Regions from separate parts of the Homo sapiens genome. Here region 2 is linked to region 1. A link is a loop called in an ENCODE intact Hi-C map of the cell type or tissue named here. Cell type or tissue: mammary epithelial cell. All regions are shown on one strand.

Region 1 (5,000 bases):
TTCAGTTTTGCCAGATGAAAAAAGTTCTGAAGATAGCTGGTGGTGATGGTTTCACAATGCAAATATACTTAATGCCACTGAACTCTATACTTAAAAATGGTTAAAATAGTATATTTTATGGCATGTGTATTTTATCACAATTTTAAAACATTTAACATTTTTATAATGAAAAAGGAATAAATGAAAGAGTCTGTACTGTCTGATTTAATTTATTTAAGGTGCAAAAATAAATCTATGGTGTTAGATGTCAGGACAGTGGTTATCCTTGGAAGACGGAAGTAACTAGAAAGAAGTATGAAGAGGCCTCTGAGATGTGTGCAGTCTGTGAAATTCTTTGAGCTATCCATTTGTGATTTATATGATACATTTTTTACATGAATGTTACATTTCAAAAAAGATTTTAGCAATGTCGATCACAGACACCACAGCAGCCCTATGGAATCAGAATCTCTGGGAGTGGAAATTCAGGACCTTGCATTTTAAAAATCTCCCTTCTAAATTTTTCTTAAGACTACTGGATTTTGAGAATCTTTGCTAAAGGAAGAGGATTAAATATTCTTCCAATGCCCAAGATTTCTTCAATTCTATTCTAACAATAAATATTTCTTAGAGAATAAATTTTTGATTTCCTTGCATCATTTACCTTTTTCCTGTTAGGAAAATGCACATCATTTTTTAGGTGCTGAGACAGAGGACTAAGAAATCAATGACATAAAAATGCATACTTTAATATTTTTTCTTTAAAACTATTATCCTAAGGTGTCCTACATACTATAATTTATAAGTATCTGGAAGAGTGAAAACAATTTTATTGAGGCCTTGTAAAATATGGCAGGTGCTAGGACCTCATGGAACTCAGGTATCTTCAGTAGGATGTGAAACATCACATCATGGGGCGTGGTGCAGTGTAAGCAGGTAAAGAAAAGCCAGTTCTTCCACATGTAAACTACTTGAACTCCATTTCATCTTTTTTCATACCATCTCTAAGATTGCTGCCGCATTTGCTTGTTAAACTGAAAGCATGTTTCTTGCAAAGGCTCTATTGGAAGGAGCAGATCGAGGTCTTGGAGAAGCTCTTGGAGGCCTCTTTGGAGGAGGTGGTCAGAGAAGAGAAGGAGGAGGAAGAAATATTGGAGGGATAGTTGGAGGAATTGTGAATTTTATCAGTGAGGCTGCAGCAGCTCAGTATACTCCAGAACCGCCTCCCACTCAGCAGCATTTCACCAGTGTGGAGGCCTCAGAAAGTGAGGAAGTTAGGCGATTTCGGCAACAATTTACACAGCTGGCTGGACCAGACATGGAGGTGGGTGCCACTGATCTGATGAATATTCTCAACAAAGTCCTTTCTAAGCACAAAGATCTTAAGACTGACGGTTTTAGTCTTGACACCTGCCGGAGCATTGTGTCTGTCATGGACAGTGACACGACTGGTAAGCTGGGCTTTGAAGAATTTAAGTATCTGTGGAACAACATCAAGAAATGGCAGTGTGTTTATAAGCAGTATGACAGGGACCATTCTGGGTCTCTGGGAAGTTCTCAGCTGCGGGGAGCTCTGCAGGCCGCAGGCTTCCAGCTAAATGAACAACTTTACCAAATGATTGTCCGCCGGTATGCTAATGAAGATGGAGATATGGATTTTAACAATTTCATCAGCTGCTTGGTCCGCCTGGATGCCATGTTTCGTGCCTTCAAGTCTCTGGATAGAGATAGAGATGGCCTGATTCAAGTGTCTATCAAAGAATGGCTGCAGTTGACCATGTATTCCTGAAGTGGGAACTGAGAAGTCAAGATCCTCCCTGGAGGACAGGACTGAAAACCTTGCCAAGCTGTACACAGTTGCTGATACCCTGTGCAACAGCTCTCATTTCCTGGCAAGCTCTTTCACAACCCTACATATTTCTGATCATGTGCTGCCTTTTACTGCTGAATTAAAACAGATATTTCACGAAAAATGTTCTGAGTGGTTTGTATATCAGCTTTTTGAGATTTGGATTTATATGGACTTGCATATATATGGTGGGGAGGTTGTGGGGTAGAGTTCTAATGGAGTAGATTTTAAAAGGTGTTGCTTATTTAGTGAATAAATTCCAAGGAGTAGGAACTTTATTATTGTTGTTATTGTTGTTAAGAATGAATTTTTTTAATCCTAGAATAAATCAAGAAAGCCCTCAGGAGATACATTTTCCATTTTAAAAAGTTGAGGAGAGAGGTTCAAAATCTGTTTTTCTTGTAATTTTATACCTGGTTTTCCCATTATGTAAAAAAATGAAAAGTGCTTTTTAGGAAACTTATTTAACCATAAAGAAACAGGTTCAGACAATGAAATTAAGCAGTTTTATATAAGGGTAGCATTTTTTTAAATGATGGAGCTACTATCTAAAATTCTAAAGTTCTTTAATTCTGTTTCTTTAGTAAAAAAAAGCACTAGCAATTTTGTTTTGATACATTTGTAAAGAGAGTCAAAGACATTGAGGAATAAAACAATATGCTCATAGTTCAAAAATGTCTCTAGCTGCCTTAATGAATCAAAATGTTTGCTCTTACACGTACTTCATACAAAATCAGGCATGCCCTGTTGACGTTAGCCAGCTCTTGTCGTGTCTTGTCCTGCCTTAGAGCAAGGAAAATTCTTTTGTTCATCTTTGAAAACTACAGGCAGGAAATAAGCAGCAAACAAAGAAAAACAAAAAAAGAAAAACACATGAACAGTAATCAGTTAAATGGAATGTAAACCAATATAGAGAACACATATTGCTGACTATTGCAATTATTCTCAGCCCTGGCTGCAATTTGGAATCACTGGGAGAGCTCTTTAGGAATACTAATACTTGAGTCTCCAAATATGTTAAATAAGACTTTTTAGAGGTGGGGCCCAGAGATGAATATGTTTAAAGCTCCCCAAGTGATTCTAATGATCAGCCAAGGTTGACAGCCTTGATTGCTTTGAAGTAGGGCCACCTCACAGTATTTTTCAAGCCTGTCTCAGCCAAAACTAAGGCCATGCAGGAGAGTCAGTGTTGCCAGCATTCAGGAGAAGGAAGATAGAAATACCAAGAAAATGCCACCCAAAAGCTGGGGTAGTTGTGCCTTTCTTGCGTACAGACCTTGGTTTGGCTTTATAATTTTGATAATAGGCTAATATAGCAGAGCAAACAGAATCCAGGATTCCGGTGCCAGTAGACACAGCTAGAGAGGCTACATTTGCAAGTGCTTGGTTCCTCTGTCTGCTATTTAATTGGTCTCTACCCATTCTGCTTCTCTGATTTTTAATGCATTGTCTCTATCCCAGGCTACTTTGGAGGGTCATCCCGAGTTTGCAGATAAATTCTTCCTTCCTCTTTGGACTCATTTAGAAGAAAGTTGTAACTATGGAAATGATGTAACTAGCCTGTTAACATCCCTCAGCTTCCTGTTAGAAATCCCCAGTGAAATGTGGAGAGGTTGGCTTTTGACCTTTGTGTTCACCATCATCACCATCATACAATATTTATGAAACACCACACACATATAATTCTGAACTGAGCCAAGCACAGAGATCACATCCACTTTCCTCAAGGGACTTGTAATTTAACCTTGGTCTGGTGTGCTACTTAGACCAGGTGTGGTTACATAAGAAGGAGGCTGCTGCCAGCAACCACACATTAATAACAATCTCTCTATTTTAGAATAAGTCCAGGAATATGTTAGGCATGGATGTAGTAAAGTAGCCAAGAAAGGGGAAAGCTGCCAGACATCTTTTAAATTCTCAGAATATTAGGTTTATAATTTAACCTTTCCATAGGATGGTTGTGGAAAGAACAATGTAACCACATTTTTGTTCCTCACTTTATTGTAAATGTTTCATAAAAGTTAAAACAATCATCTCACACTAGGAGTGGTATTATTGCCCTTGCTTCTCAAGTTGAGGGATTACCTACTTTTACAATTCTCTTCCAGCATGCTCATGGAAAAACACCCTGAAATTACCTAAGTTTCTCTCCTTTTCTCTTCTGAATTTGTATAAGTAACCTCAGACATCAGAGTGGATACTAGAACTAAAAAATCTGGACTTTTTCCAAGTAACCAAATATTTAGCATTGTGTAGAACCAATAGCCTAGCAAGTGATTGAATTTCTTAGTTTTCATTCAATATTTGATGTTTTAAAGGCACATTTTTAATGTTAGAAGCAATATTTAACTTGACACCTTTTTAAAAATTTGCCTGCTCTATATGCAAGACTATTTATAGCCTAAGATTTATATAATTCATATAACTCCATGCCATTATTCTTAAATTTCTGACATTAAGTAATTTAATCAATGTAAATTGAAAATCATACTCAGTGATAAAAATATGTGAAATTATACATCTACATTTTTAAATTTCAAAAGATCCCATGTGATTTTGAAAAGTAACTTTATCTTGATATAATCCACTAAATTTTATAACCTATAAAAAAGGAAAAAGAATCATGTGCTCTGTAACTATGAACAGCAAACTACCAGAAACATTCAAAATTTTTATGTGATCTTAAAGGTCACTTTAAAAATATTTTTGGGTAGCGGTGCATGTGTTTTTAAAAGTTGGTTTATCTAGCTACCCCAGTCAGAAATCTTATCAGTACTGGCTAGGCATGGTGGCTCATGCCTGTAATCTTAGCACTTTGGGAGGCTGAGGTGGGCTGATTGCTTTGAGCCCAGTAGTTCAAGACTAGCCTGGGCAACATGGCAAAACCCCGTTTCAACAAAAAAATTTAAAAAATCCCCACAACTAGCCAAGCAAGTTGGCGCACACCTGTAGTCCCTGCTACTTGGGAGGCTGAGGCGGAGGATCGCTTGAGCCCGGGGGGTCCAGCCTGAGTGACATAGGGAGACCCTGTCTTGAAAAAACAATTATTTAAAAAAATCTTATCAGTAGTATTAAACAACTACCCGTATAGTGGGGACTTAAAAAATATTTGTGGAGGCACTTACAAAGTATGGATATCTAATGTGCCTACTGATCTTGAAGAACCTTCAGA
Region 2 (5,000 bases), 66 kb before region 1:
GAAACGGAGGTCCAAAGAAATTAAATAACTTGTTCAAGCTATAGAGATATGTGTATTTGCACAAAGCCAGGATTATAGCTACTTCTCTTGTATTCTAACTGAGTACCCCCTCCACTATACCTGCCAGTCCATTTGATTAGTGAGGAAAGAGTGGTCGGGGCACAAAGACTTGTGGTGTGTCTTTCCATCCCCTCCCTCCTGGTATCCCCACATTCCTTCCATGGCTGCCACTGCATCTGGGCCCTACCCAAGAATTTTAGAGGGCACTTCCTGAGGCCTTTGTCTGCCATCCCCAAAACAATCCCGCTTACTTCCTAAGGCCTCTGTCTTCTCCCCCTTCCCTCCTCCCCACTACTCTGCCCCCCAGCTGCCCTGCATTCAGAAACTCTTTATATCCCAGGCCTGCCCATGTCAGGGTGGAATTCCAGACATATTGCTAAGACACTTAGCAACCTAAGCTGATTGATATCTCAAGCCTCAAGAAAGAAAACAGTCAGGCAGGAAACCACAGAGCAGGCTTTCCACCCACCAGCTCCAGACACTAGCCCCAGACAGTGTGCACGCACACGCACACACACACACGCGTACTGCGAATGGCATCTCAGCATTGTAGGAGCCCTGAATCTCCAAGTCTTAGAATTGTGGCTGGTGAGCCGCACAGACTCACAGAAACGTGAATCTTAGAATCCTAAAGCCCTGAAGTTTTCAAATTATGGTGTTGGAAGAACTTTTTAAATCACTTTTCCATGCACTGTATCTATGTAAACATGCAAAAACAGACCTGTTCCTAGCATATAGGAACATGATTGTGTGCGCATGTGCGCATACACACACACACACACACACACACACACACACACACACACACACAGGCATGGAGGTTGTGGCAGTGCCTTGCTGGATTTCCAGGCAGAGTTATTTGCCTCCCAGTCCTTTTCCACACAAGCCCACCTCCCAAAGCCAGAGCCAGGACAGACAGCGTGCTCTACAGAGGAACCACCCTGAGACTTCCTGAAAAGGGACAGAGCTGAAGGGCCTATCAGAAGCTCTGGGCTGGCTTCCAAAGGAGACAGATCTCTATTCCAAGAGAAGTGGTGAATGAGCTTGTGACACTGGCCCTGCCGTGGAGTCTGCAGAGGCCCCAGAGGCATCTTTGCTGGAGAAGGAGAGAGAGCCCCAGAGTGACAGAGGCTGAGCAGCTGTCTTCAGCATGCCAAGAAGAGCTCAGGCCCTGCTTGTAGAAGCTTTCACTAAGCCACAAATATATGTTCCACATCTGCTGTGTGCCAGGCACTTAGCTAGCTGCTGGAGAGACGGGGGTCAAAAAATCATCACACCCTGCCCTCATGTAGTTTATAGTAGAATGAGGGAAAATTATGTAAACACATTTGAATCAGATAATGATGGCTCTCAGTATGGGGCCTCTACCATAGCCCAGCCTGAGGCTATGCAGGTCACCTATATTTCTCAGTTGAGGTAGATACTGTTAGCTCCTTTTCCCAAGTGTGGAAACTGAGGCTAAAGTGGCTCAAGGAAAAGCTGGGACACAAATATCTGTGTTCTTAACACCTGCTATACATGGCAACTTCTACAGCTGCAGAGAAGTACCACATCTTCTGACACCACAGTGCTTGTATTCTTTCTGGATGAAAAGAACTTGGAAGCAAACTAATTCTCTTATCTGAGACTCAGTTTCCTCATCTGTAAAATGGGCTTGACTTCTGCCATCCCCACCTTCTGTGGGTAGAATGAGAAAGAAATGAGGGCCAGTTCAAGTGTGGGACACACATCTCCAAACTATCCTAACGCTAGGGAATGTAGTTTGAGGGCTCAGTGGAGGTGCCTTGGATGGGAGTGTTGGGATTTTGAGCTAGGGAACTTGGTTTTGGTGACCCAGGGCATGAGGAAGCATGCCAGGTTTTGTAAGAATGAGTTTTATGCTGCACCTGGGATTAAGGAAGGCGTTAGTTCTTCGGGGTGATGGCTGAGGGAGAAGTCCCTTTGAGGGAGAAGTCTCCTCTAGAAGGGAGCATATAGGGAAAGCTGCTGTTGGGGTCCAGGGTGGAGGTGGTCAAGGCTGGCTGCAGAAAGGAAGGGAGCCCCCTAGGAGGCACTGTGGAGCAAAAGGTGGCTGCTACCAGGATGGGATGCGAACACAGATTCATCTAGAAACAGCTCCACTTGGGCAAGACTTGTTTACTAGGATATCCATAGCTCCCATAGTGGGAGCTCAGTAAATATTTATGGAATAATGAAGTGGAGAGGCAAAGGAATCAACATGACAGCAGCATTTAAAAAGTTCTCCAAAAATCTTAAAAGACAGAAGGATTGCTAGCCAGGGAGAAGAACATACTAACCGATGCCCAAAGTATTTACCTGAATTAAAGGCGGGGCCCAGGATTGCTGCCGCCGGAACTGAGGTGGCATGTGGCCCACCCTGTGACTAACAGGCCTTGGACTTACACGTACCTTCCACCTTGCATTGTAACCTCACTGCCCCAGCCATGGTCATCTCCCAGGGCAGGGACTGTCATCTCCCTGTGGCAGATGAAGAAGCAGCAATTTTTCCAAGCCATGAAGTGAAAGAATGATGGGGCAGATTCCCATCCCTGGGCTTCTAGTTTAGCACTCCTCGGATTACAGCAGGGATTTGTTTGTAAGGGAGCTAACATTTCTTAAGTACCTACTAAATATTTATGAGACATGGGGATAGAGGCTCTGCATGTGCTGTTTTATTTAATGCATGCATTAAATTAAATACACTAAATTAGACACAACCCCATTTTACAGCTGGTAAAACTGTAGCTGTATGGAAAGTGGTTAACACACTGTTTGGCATGTAGTAAGTGCTTTATAAATGTTAGCAGTAATCATGAGATTGTTTTTATGGGGTCATCCAAAGTCATATAATTAAAAGTGGTAGATCTGAGGCTCAGACTCAGGTCTGATTCCATGCCCTTCCTTCCACTGCAGCTGGCTGCTTCCCTGAAGGGCTAGGTCCAGTTTCCGAGGCCTATCCAGGAGCCATCAGCTGGGTGCTCCCATCCAGGCCAGGGGGGAAGTGTCCTTTAGAGAGGCCCTGCTGGTTCACTGTGTCTGTTTCTTTACAGATACAATGAGGTGAAGAAGAAAATGGATCCTGGCTTCCCCAAGCTCATCGCAGATGCCTGGAATGCCATCCCCGATAACCTGGATGCCGTCGTGGACCTGCAGGGCGGCGGTGAGCCACCCAGGACTGTCTCCGCTTTCTAGGACTCCCCGCCCCTAGCCAGGGCCCAGCTCCTTGCAAATACACACTTCTTTATTGTGCAGGGCAGGCAGGCAGGCGGCGCCCAGGAAAACAAATCAACTCCTTCATCCTAGTGCTGGGAAGGTTTCCAGATCCCTGACCTCTGCTCCTTGGCCTGGCTCCAGGCAGTAAGACCCAGAAAGACTTCTCACAGCTGCAGGGCCTGGAGCCAGGGCAGGGGAGGGCGGAAGGCCTGGGCCAGGGGAGAAGGAACATGGGCTCTGTGCCGTGGATTCATTCTGGGGTTTGATCCAGGCCCATTTGCGTTTTGCAGGAGGCCTGTGACCACCTCCCATTAGCAGAAGGATGGCTCCATTTGAGACAAGGCAAACTTTGTCATGCTCTGTTGCTCATGTGGCAAAGATCCTCCACTCAACCAGTTTGCCCCTGGCCCCCTGCTGATTAAAACACAACCAGTAGCAGCGAGGGATAGAATTTGGAGTTTGAAAATCATACTCTTGAGGAGGCATCTGTGAGCTTTCTAGGGTCCTGGAAATGGGTCCAGTTTGGCTTTTTTTAGAGGAGATTTCAACTAAATTCCACAGATTTTTTTTTTTTTGAGCACCTACTGTATGCTAAGCACAGGCCCTGACCTCCAGTAGCTGAAGGTCTTACATGTCCAAGAAAATGCAGTGTACAATCAGATGCTAGATTAGGAGTTATCTTCAAGAATAAACATCTATTGAGCACCTACTACATGCTAGCATATTAATAGTAAATGAGATTATGTATGTCAGGAGTCACAAACTCCAACAGCTCCATGTGTCAGGCAGGTAGCACAAATGAGTAAAGCAGGCAGGGGCAGACAGTGGGGAACTGTGGAGTCTGTGCGGAATCAGAGCACATGCCTCATTTACAGGAGACACTTTCTTCTCACCTTCAGATAATTATTGGCGGGCAAGATTAGGGGCCTAGGCAGCTGCCATGGTTCACACCTGTCATCCCAGCACTCTGGGAGGCCAAGGCAGGAGAACTGCTTGAGCGCAGGAGTTTGAGACCAGCCTGGGCAACATAGTGAGACTCTATCTCTACAAAAAAATTTTAAAAAACATTAGCTACACATGACGGCGCATACCTGTAGTCCCAGCTACTGGGGAGGGTGAGCAGAGAGGATCGCTTGAGCCCAGGAGTTTAAGGCTGCAGTGAGCCGTGTTCATGCCGCTGCATTCCAGACTGGGTGACAGAGTGAGACCTGGTCTCAAAAAAAAAGAATGGGGCCTGGTGTTGTTAGATATTCTATATTAGATATTCTAGTTTTTTTAAAGGAAGCCAGAAATCTGTACTTCTGTGTGACTTTTTGGATGTTTACATGTTGGCAAGTTATTCAGATTTAAAGACAAAACAAAACAAACTTGTGAGAGTCAAATAAAACCCATCTGTGGGCCTGACAGGACTGGATATATCCTGTTTTGCCACCTCTGGTACATGGAATGTGCTTAGTTTGATGCTTGTGTTAAGTGGAGTTATTGTTTTTAATAATAGCATATGTTATCTGACTTAATGCTCACTGCAAGCCCTAGAAGGTTGATAATCTTTATCCTCATCTTAGAGATGAGCAAACAGGGAATAAAAGAGCTTATTTCACAGCCATTTCCCTTCTTCCACTCCCAGAGGGGGCTCTTCTGGGCTTTTGTTGTGTTTTGGTTTTGTTTTTGTTTTCTTTTCTTCAATCAGCTCAGATTGAAACAATTGAATTTTTTTTTTTTTTTTT

What was found. Peaks named below come from ENCODE experiments on the same cell type or tissue, not always from the same donor. Only the 100,000 strongest peaks of a DNase experiment are listed, where the experiment ranks them.
Region 2: it touches region 1 in a loop (4-fold over the local background); 2 of 110 quality-filtered maps call a loop at or near these places.

What each region holds. Positions count from the first base shown.
Region 1 is chr16:55,565,736-55,570,735 of GRCh38, forward strand. All of the region lies in intron 11 of LPCAT2 (lysophosphatidylcholine acyltransferase 2), which reads left to right. It overlaps CAPNS2 (calpain small subunit 2), which reads left to right and starts at 949. Exons shown (of 1, transcript NM_032330.3): 1 at 949-1,952. The coding sequence starts at 1,022. The coding sequence ends at 1,768. In mammary epithelial cell, no CTCF peak of the experiment used is centred here; DNase peaks (open chromatin) are centred at 2,586 and 3,506; H3K27ac peaks cover 3,481 bases.
Region 2 is chr16:55,499,669-55,504,668 of GRCh38, forward strand. MMP2 (matrix metallopeptidase 2) reads left to right here. Exons shown (of 13, transcript NM_004530.6): 12 at 3,111-3,220. Among named protein-coding and RNA genes, the nearest start is that of LPCAT2, 6.9 kb to the right of the region's middle. RefSeq lists an enhancer at 2,825-3,326. In mammary epithelial cell, a CTCF peak has its summit at 2,091; a DNase peak (open chromatin) is centred at 513; H3K27ac peaks cover 2,703 bases.